Regions from separate parts of the Homo sapiens genome. Here region 1 is linked to region 2. A link is a contact called in ENCODE Hi-C or POLR2A ChIA-PET data. All regions are on one chromosome and are shown on one strand. Each heading gives the region's core, a stretch centred on a gene start or an enhancer-like site at or near the end of the contact. The rest is flanking DNA. Distances are from core to core; before and after follow the strand shown. Region 1 overlaps WNT3 (Wnt family member 3). Region 2 holds the start of WNT9B (Wnt family member 9B).

Evidence for each region. A loop is a pair of places that touch in the nucleus more often than their neighbours do. ChIA-PET counts read pairs that join two places held with the same protein, here RNA polymerase II (POLR2A).
Region 1: a loop to region 2 is called in a map of IMR-90, with 2.4 times the contacts of the local background. The contact joins the enhancer-like site here to the promoter of WNT9B in region 2. A Hi-C loop is called at or near these places in 5 of 168 maps with a recorded cell type or tissue (GM12878, HAP-1, IMR-90 and 2 more) and 1 of 37 single-sample maps with no recorded cell type. POLR2A ChIA-PET finds 5 or more read pairs at or near these places in 7 of 52 experiments (A549, CD8-positive, alpha-beta memory T cell, GM12878 and 4 more).

The regions. Positions count from the first base shown.
Region 1 is chr17:46,794,406-46,799,724 of GRCh38, forward strand. All of the region lies in intron 1 of WNT3 (Wnt family member 3), which reads right to left. It also overlaps a transcript of LRRC37A2 not described here. Among named protein-coding and RNA genes, the nearest start is that of WNT3, 22 kb to the right of the region's middle. Within about 2 kb of position 1,251, at least 2 of the 41 ENCODE cell types and tissues checked have a DNase peak (open chromatin) inside an H3K27ac peak, as active enhancers do; they include HCT116, where a contact is called at or near this core.
Region 2 is chr17:46,849,955-46,855,125 of GRCh38, forward strand. It overlaps WNT9B (Wnt family member 9B), which reads left to right and starts at 1,629. Exons shown (of 4, transcript NM_003396.3): 1 at 1,629-1,761. The coding sequence starts at 1,685. It also overlaps a transcript of LRRC37A2 not described here.

The DNA of each region.
Region 1 (5,319 bases), core at 1-2,500, 56 kb before region 2:
CTGTCAGAGCTAGAAGGAGCCTTGGGGGTCATCTGGTCCAGTTTGCATATTGCACAGGGCTCAGAGCTAAGGCCATCTCACTGGGCTGAGGAGCCAAAGAACATAGTCAGCTCTGAGAAGGGCTCTTCAAGGCTGGCTCTCCTTTGTTTGCAGAACACACTGTACCACCGTGGAGAGGATAAAAATCTAAAATTCAGCACCTTAACCCATTCTCACACCAGTCAAACTTTCGACAGTCCTATTGGTCTATAGATGCCTGGGAATTCCCTCCTTTCCCAGGTCAGGAAGATCTCGACCTCCTTCCACCAGCTTCCCAGGACTTTCTTTTCTTTCTTTCTTTCTTTTTCTTTTTTTTTTTTTTTTTTAACAGATTCTTGCTCTGTCACTCAGGCTGGAGTGCAGAGGTACGATTCCAGCTCACTGCAACCTGCACCTCCCAGGTTCAAGTGATTCTCGTGCCTCAGCCTTCCGAGTAGCTGGAATTATAGGCACCCACCACCATGCTTGGCTAATTTTTGTATTTTTAGTAGAGACGGGGTTTCACCATGTTGGCCAGGCTGGTCTTGAACTCCTGACCACAGGTGATCTGCCCGCCTCGGCCTCCCAAAATACTGGGATTACAGGTGTGAGCCACCATGCCAGGCCCTTCCCAGGACATTTCTGAGACACCTGGTGGGAATTCTTACCTGCTTACCTCACCTGTGTCCCTCTGAGCCACCATTTTGGCCCTCATTTCCCACCCTCGGGTGCTGAGGGAATTGTTCCCTACCAGGAATGAATCCCCAGGCTTGTCTGCTCCCCCATAAACACCCTCTGGAATGTGCATCCGAAACCTCCTACCCCACACCAGCGCATTCAGCCCCTCTACCGGCGCCCCATGTCTCACTCCCCTGGTGTGGCCAGAACTGGGGATGGTGCAAGAATAAAGCCCTAGGCAGTGTGGAAAGCAGACAGCTGACCCTGTGACTTCTGGGGCTCCCCTCCGAGGTGGGGAAGAACAGAGGAGCTGGCCTCTGGGGTCTGAGAAGACCAGCCGGCCCGTGGGCAAAGGGACGACAGCAAATTCTCCTCCAGTGACCCTCAGCCCCTGACGCCCTGTCTAACCCTCTCAGATCCAAAGCTGCGAGCCCTCAGGAACATGTGGCTACCTCTAACCCAGCTCACTTGCCTGGTTAAAAGCAACCACAGGTGTCCAGCCTGCAAACATTTCCCGGCACACAGGGCCCTGTGCAAGGGGCAGTGGGTGACGACACCAAGCCCAGTTCCGGAGCACCCTGCTGTTCTGCGGCACTGCTGACTCACAAACGATTCTGCCGCTGTGCAGTCTCAAAGCCAGCCCCACCCGGGGATCTCTGTCTTCCTTGGTCTGTCATGAAGGTGCTAGTAACCCCCAGGCTTCTCAGATAACTCCTTCTCCTTCACTTGTGCACTCTTGCTCTCTGTCTCTCTCTGTCTCTGTCTCTCCCTCTCTCTCTCACACACACACACATGCATGCACGCACACACACGTGTGCACACATGTTAAATTCTAACCCTTGCAGTACCATGGATTTCCATTTTGTTGAGATGAATAGAGGATTAAAAAAAAAAGAACTGATCAGGTTGTCGGCAGGGTAATTATCAGTAAAAAGAAACAGAGGAGCTGTCCCATCCGCAGGTGGTAGGTGGCACCCTCCACGCCTGCAGGCCAGGGCTTTGTGATCTGGCTGACCCCAATCCTGATCTTATTGCTACCACCCATTACCACGTTTCCTTGGGAGGACTCAACTTCCTAATGAGAAAAACATCCCCCACTTCAAAGAGGCTGCGGGGAGGAAGAATTGAAATGATGTAGATAAAGCTTTTGTCACAGTCCCTGGCACATAGTAGGTGCACAATAAATGTTGGTTGCCATTGTCATAGTGCTAATAAAGACCAGTGACATCCTCTATGCCAGGCACTGTTTGTGTGCTTGCCGCATATTAACCCCATAATAATTCTGTAAGGAAGGTATGTTATCATCACCCCTATCTCAGTGGGGAAACTGAGGCAGAGATTGGCCCACATTACCCAGGTAATTAGGGACACATCTGGTCTGGCTCCAGAGGCTGAAGACTTAACCACAATGTTCTCCTGCCCCTCTCAGAAGGAGTTGGATGAGAGATCCCATCTGTATGTCCCACTCGGGGCACACAGAGAGGCAAGCGCAACTTGGTTCCTGCCCCGCAGGGGCTCCCAGCCTCATTGGGTGACAGATCCTAAAAATGCAACTACAGGGGACCTAAGACGGGAGAATGATTCACCAGCCAGACAGCCCGGGTGTCCCCTGGTGCAAGATGAGCGGTGCCTGATCAGTCCCTGGTTCCTGGCTGCTGCATAGGAGAGGGGGCTCAGCTGGATGGCTGACTGATTGGCTGACTGCTTCATTCATTAATTCCTGAGTGCATTCATTCATTCCTTCCACTCAAGCCCTCCAGAAAGGGTGGTCTGGACTGAACTAGTTTACACGGGATGATTACAACAGAAGTCAGAGGACTCTCAGCTTGGTTACCGAGGAAAATAAGACCACAAAACCAAACTGACTGAAATAGGCAGGAGAATCTTCTCGATCCCATTTTCCAAATGGGGGAAAATGGGAAAAGGGCTCCAAGGTTAAATATTTTTGGAAAACAAGTTAAACAAATAAAAACGGGTCACACTGGCAGGACCTCTCAGTGCTGCAACTATGCTAATGAGCTGCTAATATTCAAATGAGAACAATAAACACCAAGAGGCTCCAAGTTGCCTGTGGCGATTCTTAAGTTTATTTGACTCCAGAAGCCTTTCTCAACAGGATTATGTGGGGCTGATGTTATAAGAAACACACTATGCGATGTCCTACTCTGGCCCAAGAGCTGTCTGGAAAAGCTGTTCCAAAAACCTGGGAGAGAGTGGAAGTGAGGCTGAGAGGACTCCCAGGAAGACGGCAGCTCCAGGCTGGGTTTTGAAAAATCCTGGGAAGTTCAGGGCCAAGTGGAGGAGGGAAAGGAAAGAGTTTTCCAGTAGGGAATGGGATCCTGAGAGAAAGACGGTGAAGGCCCAAGGCAGTGGAGTCCTCAGGAGTGGGCTTGCCTCGGGCGGGAAGAAGGGCCTTGGGCCATGGGAAAAACAATCTCAAAGATGACAGCACAGATGGGCACAACCTCTTTGGAAAACAGTTTGGCATCATCTTGTAAAGCTCAACATTCACACATCCTGCAACCCAAAGTTCCACGCCTAGGCAGGTACCTCCATGAACACCTTTCCCTGCTGTGCACAGCGAGATGCACATCCATGGCCAGGAGACAAAATAGATAAACTGTATATTCTAAAGATGGACTATTATGCAACTGTGAGCATGTGAGAACTACAGCAAGATCCAGGAACAGTTTGAAACTTAGAAACACAATGCAGAGAGAGAATAGCTCAACATAGAGGGCCACATGCAGTATAACACCATTTTTATAATGCTAAAAATAGGCAAAATAAAACATTTCATTTAGGCATTATTACCTGGGAAAACCAGTTTTTTGTTTGTTGGTTTTTTGTTTTTTTGAGACAGGGTCTCCAGGCTGGAGTGCAGTGGCGTGATCCCGGCTCTCTGCAACGTCTGCCTCCTGGATTCAAGCGATTCTCCTGCCTCAGCCTCCCGAGTAGCTAGGACCACAGGCGTGTGCTAACACACCCAGCTAATTTTTGTATTTTTAGTAGAGATGGGGCTTCACCATGTTGGCCAGGCTGGTCTCGAACCCCTGACCTCAGGTGATCCTCCCGCCTCGGCCTCCCGAAGTGCTGGGATCACAGGCATGAGCCACTGTGCCCAGCCAAAAACCAGTATTTTTAAGTAATGGAATAAATAGGTAAAATTCAGGATGTGGTCACATCTAGAGGGAGATGGGGAATGGGCTGAGGAGGACCCACAGATGGACACGACGGCCTAGTCACGGTCTGGTCCTTCAGGGACATAGTGAGGCTCAGGTTTTCATTCTGTCATCATGTCTAATATATATGATTGTTCTCTTGTATATGTCAAGTATTATGTAATAAAAATATTTTTGATCAGCTTGCAGGAGAATAGCTGGTATCTGCTTAGGCTTGTGCCAGCCATACCATTGGCACATCAGCTCTTCTTCACCCTGAATTCCTTCTCAGAGTTTAGCAGCCCTCTCTCGCCTAAAGGTTGGATGCACACAGTGACTGCCAGCCCTGGATCAGCCTGCATCCCACCCAGGCCTCCTGCACTTCCAGCCACACTCACTCACTGTGCTTAGCAAGGGCTTACACAGCCAGTGCCTCAGCCATTAACTAGGGTGATATTAAATCTACACAGACCACTCCTTGGAACCCCCATAAAAATCCCTGATAGGCTGGGCGCAGTGGCTCACACCTGTAATCCCAGCACTTTGGGAGGCCAAGGCGGGTGGATCACGAGGTCAGGAGATCGAGACCATCCTGGCTAACATGGGGAAACCCCATCTCTACTAAAAATACAAAAATTGGCCAGGCATGGTGGTGCGTGCCTGTAGTCCCAGCTACTTAGGAGGCTGAGGCAGGAGAATCACTTGAGCCTGTGAGGCGGAGGTTACAGTGAGCCAAGATCACACCACTGTACTCCAGCCTGGTGACAGAGCAAGACTCCGTCTCAAAAAAAAAAAAAAAAAAAAATCCCTGATAGCTAACCACATTTAATTCACCCTTCCCTTCCTGAGAACTGGAGGCCTTTGTGAGTACTCTGGCTGAACAGGATACCAGAACGCAAGGTCATGCCAGAGTCTGCATTGCCTTTTGTCCACCAAGTCACAGACTTCTGCCACATGCCTCCCCACCCGCTTCTTTCTTCAGATAGGCTTATTGGTTGGGACAAACCAACATAAAGTGTGTGGGATTCCCTGAAGCCAGCCTTTTCTGTTTTGGAAGGAATTCAGATCTTTCTGCTCTAAAGAAGCCTGGCCTGGGAGAGAATATTTTTATAACCCTGCTACATTAGATGACCTGTAGAACATCTTTAATGATTCACCTTCAACTCAGTTTCTATTATTTCTACTTTTTTTTTTTTTTTTTTCGAGATGGAGTCTCACTCTGTTGCCCAGGCTGGAGTGCAGTGGTGTCATCTCAGCTAACTGCAACCTCCGCCTCCCAGGTTCAAGCGATTCTCCCATCTCAGCCTCCTGAGTAGCTGGGATTACAGGTGTGCGCCACCATGCCTGGCTACTTTTTGTATTTTTAGTAGAGACAGAGTTTCACCATGTTGGCCAGGCTGGTCTCGAACTCCTGACCTCAAATGATCTGTCCGCCTTGGCCTCCCAAAATGTAGGGATTACA
Region 2 (5,171 bases), core at 379-2,878:
CTCTTGTCTCAGCCTCCTGAGTAGCTGGGATTACAGGCATGCACTGCCACACCCGGCTAATGTCTTTGTATTTTTAGGAGAGACAGGGTTTTGCCATGTTGGCCAGGCTGGTCTCGAATTCCTGACCTCAGGTGATCCTCTCACCTCGGCCTCCCAAAGTGCTGGGATTACAGGCATGAGCCAACGTGCCTGGCCAGCATTTAACATCTTACCTGCACAAAAATCCTGTTAGATATTTCTCATCATCCATATTTCATATGGGGCTCATAACTTACATGATTTGACTCCAGGTCTCTGCACATTACATTGGGCCATGTGGCCTCAATAAGTAGAACCATGGGATTTGATAGGGCTGGCAGAGCTGTTAGGAATCATCAGATCATGTAATCACTGCGCTCATTTGACAGAGAAACTGAGCTCAAAGAGGCTCAAAGAGGTGGGGGCTTCCTCTGTTAATGCCACCTAACACGGTAGCCACCATCTTCCCAACACCTCCCTCAACACCTCTCTCAGCCCCCTACCATGCTGGTGTCCACTGAAAAGCCAAGGTCGCAGTCACTTGATGTTCCCTATGCATGGCTGATTTTTTGGAAACTTTACATGCAGATCTTGACATTCATTGCAAGTTATATTTTGTTTTGCTTGATTTGACCCCGTGTTCGAGACTCTCAAAAACATTTTAAATCTCACTTGGGTCATTGGTTGTATGTCTCCTTTCTAGACAGGTACCACGCGCCGCTTTGATCTCTGCACCTTCGCAGCAGAAATTGGGGTTAAACTTTAAAAAATAATAAGCAAAACAGAACTTTGGGGCCCAACACTTGAAGTTCCCACCCTATCTACCAGAGATTCTGGCATCTACACACCTTGGAAAGTGGGTCCCTCCTCCCGCAGGGCTCTGTCTGCCCCACTGTCCACTTTGGATTTCTGCGCTGGGGAACATCAGCAGCATTTTGTCAAAAGCCCACGGAGGCCCACGCTGCGCGCCTCGCCGGTAACAGTCACTCTCCCGTTTAAAAACAGAGCGCCCTTTCCTCTCTCCCCTCTGCCCAAGACTCTTTGCCTGGCAACAGGGTCCCCTGAGCCATTGGACATGCATTTCCCCCGCTTCCAGAGAGCGGTTCTGCACCAGGACCCGGCCCTGCCCTGAGTCTGCGGGCTGCGGCGAAGAGACCGCACTTGCCCGGCAGGAGGGCGGACAATGACCCGGGTTTTCCACCGACTCCAGATGCGTCCCTCCTCCTACCCCTCCACCTTCTCTACCTCGGAGAAGCCATTGCGCTTGCCTCCGCCCCATCCCGGAGAGGCAGAATCTCCTCCGTCCCCGCCTCGTACCCTCCTCCCCGCCTCTCCAGGCCCGGGGGGCTTCACGTTCAGCCACCGCGACCCCGGGCGGGCGCGGCGCCAGGTGAGCGCTCACCTGGGGCCGGAGGGCGGGGCAATGGGGGAGGGGCGGGGGCGGTCCAGGGGCGGCTGCCCCACCCGCGACGGGGCGGGGCGAGGGCGGTGGGGCCAATGGGGCGGGGGGCTCGCCGCCCGGGGCTGGGGAGCCTCCCAATCTCCTCCTTTCCCAGCGCCGCCTGCCCCGCCCCACCCGGGTTTAAAGTCCCGCGGGCGGGTGGTGGCGGAGCTGCGAGCTTGAGCGGCGCGAGGAGATGCTAGAGGGCGCAGCGCCGCCAGCACCATGCGCCCCCCGCCCGCGCTGGCCCTGGCCGGGCTCTGCCTGCTGGCGCTGCCCGCCGCCGCCGCCTCCTACTTCGGGTCAGTGCCCGCCGCGCCCCCCGCCCGCTCCCCGGCCTGCCTGTCTCTCCCTCCTGCGCTACAGCTGGGCCAATTTTTCCCTCCCGCTGTCCTTGGCCCCGCCGAGGTCTCGAACTCAGACCCTAGCCCGGCGCGACCCAACCCACTTCGCAGTCGGAGTTCGCGCCCTGAGTTCGGTCTCCAGCTTCCCCGGCTCCGAATCCATCGCCCTGTTCAGTGTCCGAGTCTCTGGTCGCCCCCCAGCCGCCGCTCTCCTCATCCCGCCGGGTCTCGGACTCTGCGCACGCCTCGGACCCTGGCCCCGTCCGCCCCGGCCCCGCCCGTTCAGGCGTCAGTCCCGCTCTCTGATGCCCTCTCGGGATCCTCACGCCGGTGCCCTGTCTGCCGCCATCCTGGCCTCCGGCGAGCCGTCCTTGCCTCGGACTCCTTCCCCACCCTCCGCCTTCGCCCTGCGGAGCGGAGACCGAGAGGGCTGGGTGGATGGGTGGGACGGGCTGTTCCCGGTCTCGGGGCAGAGGATCGTGCGCGTCCAGGGAGAATGGGGGAAACCTCGGACGGTGAGAGCGCCAGCTGGAGACGCAGGAAGGAACCGTGCGCTGGGGAAATGCGACCACATCTCAGACCTGGCATGGGGTGATTTCTCAGGAGAACACTGGAAAGAGTGAGAGGGCCCAGTGTGTGTGTGTGTGTGTGTGTGTGTGTGTGTGTGTGTGTGTGTGTGTGTGTACATGGTTGGAAAAGGAGGATCACAGTGGGGGGTGACACCTGGGGGACAGTGGGGTAGGTGACACTGGGGAGAGAGCCGGACAGGAACTATGTGGGGAATGTTTGGAGCAAAAGTTATAGGGCAATTGTTTCCAGTCCCTTCTTCTCTGACCCTGAATTGCAGGGATTTGGTGAGGGATGGGGGCGGGTATCATGGGTAAGAAGGCACCTTCCCACCATCCACCCAAAGCCAACTCCAATATGTACAGCCTGTTACTTTAAGCCTTGCCTCCTTTTAAAATCTTCACCCCAAATCAATAGGAGGCTTACAGTCTGAGTATATACAGCAAAGGCAAGAAAACACCAAGCAAGTGACCTGCTAGAGGCTGCTTTGAAGAAGTAGCCAGGGAGAGGTATGTAAAGGTCTGAGAAGTTCTGCACAGGTTGGAGTAAGGGCTGTGGGCTAATTTCCAGGTCATGACCCCTGGTGGAAACATGTCTGGGCTGTGGAGGAGGGTATCATCCCAGACCCTAGCTCTGGGCTTAGCTTGCTAATGATATGGGAAGACCACTCAGTCTCTGGGCCTCACTTTCTCCTTTTGTACAAAGAAGGGGTTGAACTTGATATGACTGATCCTTTTGCGATCCACCCCAACAGCAGTGCACAACTTGTTTGTTTCCGAAGATTTCAGGCTTGAAGGAATGGTTGTTCCCTCGGCAGGCAGGATGTCATCATCACTAGGGCACAGACTCTGGGGTCAGTCTTGCCACTTGCTAGGTGTGCTCTTGGCCAAGTCACTTAACTTAACCTCTCTGTCTCTCAGTCTCTCAATCTGTAAAATGAAGATTATACTGCCTATTTTATAAGAAGATTGAGCTAGTACATGTAAAGCACTTAGGACAGTGTCTAGCATGCAGTAAGTGCTCAACTAATGCTAGTGACTTTTTTTTTTTTTTTTTTTTTTTTTTAAGACGGAGTCTCCCTCTGTCACCCAGGCTGGAGTGCAGTGATGTGATCTTGGGTCACTGCAACCTCCATCTCATGGGTTCAAGCGATTCTCCTGCCTCAGCCTCCTGAATAGCTGGGACTATAGGCGCGTGCCACCATGCCCAGCTAATTTTTGTATTTTTAGTAGAGACAGTGTTTCACCATGTTGGCCAGGCTGGTCTCGAACTCCTGATCTCAATCTGCCCAACTCAGCCTCCCAAAGTGCTGGGATTACAGGCATGAGCCACCAGGCCTGGCTAGTTTTTTTCATTAAGGAAACCAGTTATAGAATCTTGATGTCCTGGCCCTAACAGTTTTCTGAGCTGGAATGGAAAGGGATGGGACAAATGGTACCTATATCCTCTTACACACTGGCTCATTTCCACGATTCATTTGTTTGCTTGGTTTTTATGGTTAGAGATGGGGCAAGAGTCAGGTGAGATGAGAGGAGAGGGGTTCCAGGAGGACCACCCTAGCTGCTGTATTGGAAGGGAAAGGTGTTCTCAGCAGTGCATGGGGTTAGAATTTTGAGGGAACTGAGCATGGAGCAGCCTTGAAAATGACATGTGAGATGGTCAAATAGGCCTGGGTTAGGGCTGAGAGGGATGAGTATCGGAGCCACCTCTTCCAGGTCAGGAGCCCAGCTGGAAAGAGCTGACAAAAGACACAAAAGCCACCACCACCCCAATCTGGGGAGCAGGACAGATGCTCAGAGAATCAGCTAAAACTGGGGCCTCATGATGTTAAGTGTTTGGTCTCAGGGAACAGACAGGATTCAGCCTGAGCTCTCAGTTAAGAAACCCTCTGGTGACTCAGACCAGGTTTCCCAGCTTCCCATCTGCATTCGCTGTCTGGGAGGAATCTGGTATCAGTCATCTACACTGTAGTGGGAAAGTGAGGCAAAGCGCTTCTTCCTCCGCAGTCATTTGCATTTGATTATAACACAAAGTGCTTTGGCATCCTGATAAGAGAATATGCAAACATCAGGAGGGCAGGTGAGGCCGATCTTCTTGGGCTCTTTGAAATCATAGAATCGTAGACTTCAGAGTTGGAAGTGACCCCAGAAGGATCTCTGGTCCAAAACTCACTGCTTCAAGCAGGATGTATTATTATCCCAATTTTTCAGATGAGGCAACCCCCAAACCCCAAACCACAGTGAGCCAGCTGTTGGTTCTGCTGCTTTTGAGTGAGCCTAGAGCCTAATTCTGTTAATGGTGATAAAAAAAAACATAACTAGTATTGCAGTTTACAAATCTCTTTTTTCTTTTTTTGAGATGGAGTCTTGCTGTGTCACCCAGGCTGGGTGCAGTGTCATGATCTCGGCTCACTGCAACCGCCACCTCCTGGGCTCAAGCAATTTTCCTGCCTCAGCTTTCCGAGAGCTAGGATTACTGGTGCCCCCCATCACACCCCACTAATTTTTGTATTTTTAATAGAGATGGGGTTTCACCATGTTGGGCAGGCTGGTCTTGAACTCCTGACCTCAGGTGATCCACTTGCCTGGGCCTCCTAAAGTGCTGGGATTACAGGCATGAGCTACCATGCCCAGCCCATCACTTTCTCATACAGCCATCTCTCTCATCTGATCCTCAGAGCCATTTCTCCAGAGCCATGTAGGATGGGTGTAAATAGTTCCCACAAGGAATCTGAAGGTCAGAAAGGTTCAGTCAGTCACCCAGTGTTACACAGTGAATCGGTGGGGGAGGTTGAATAGAAA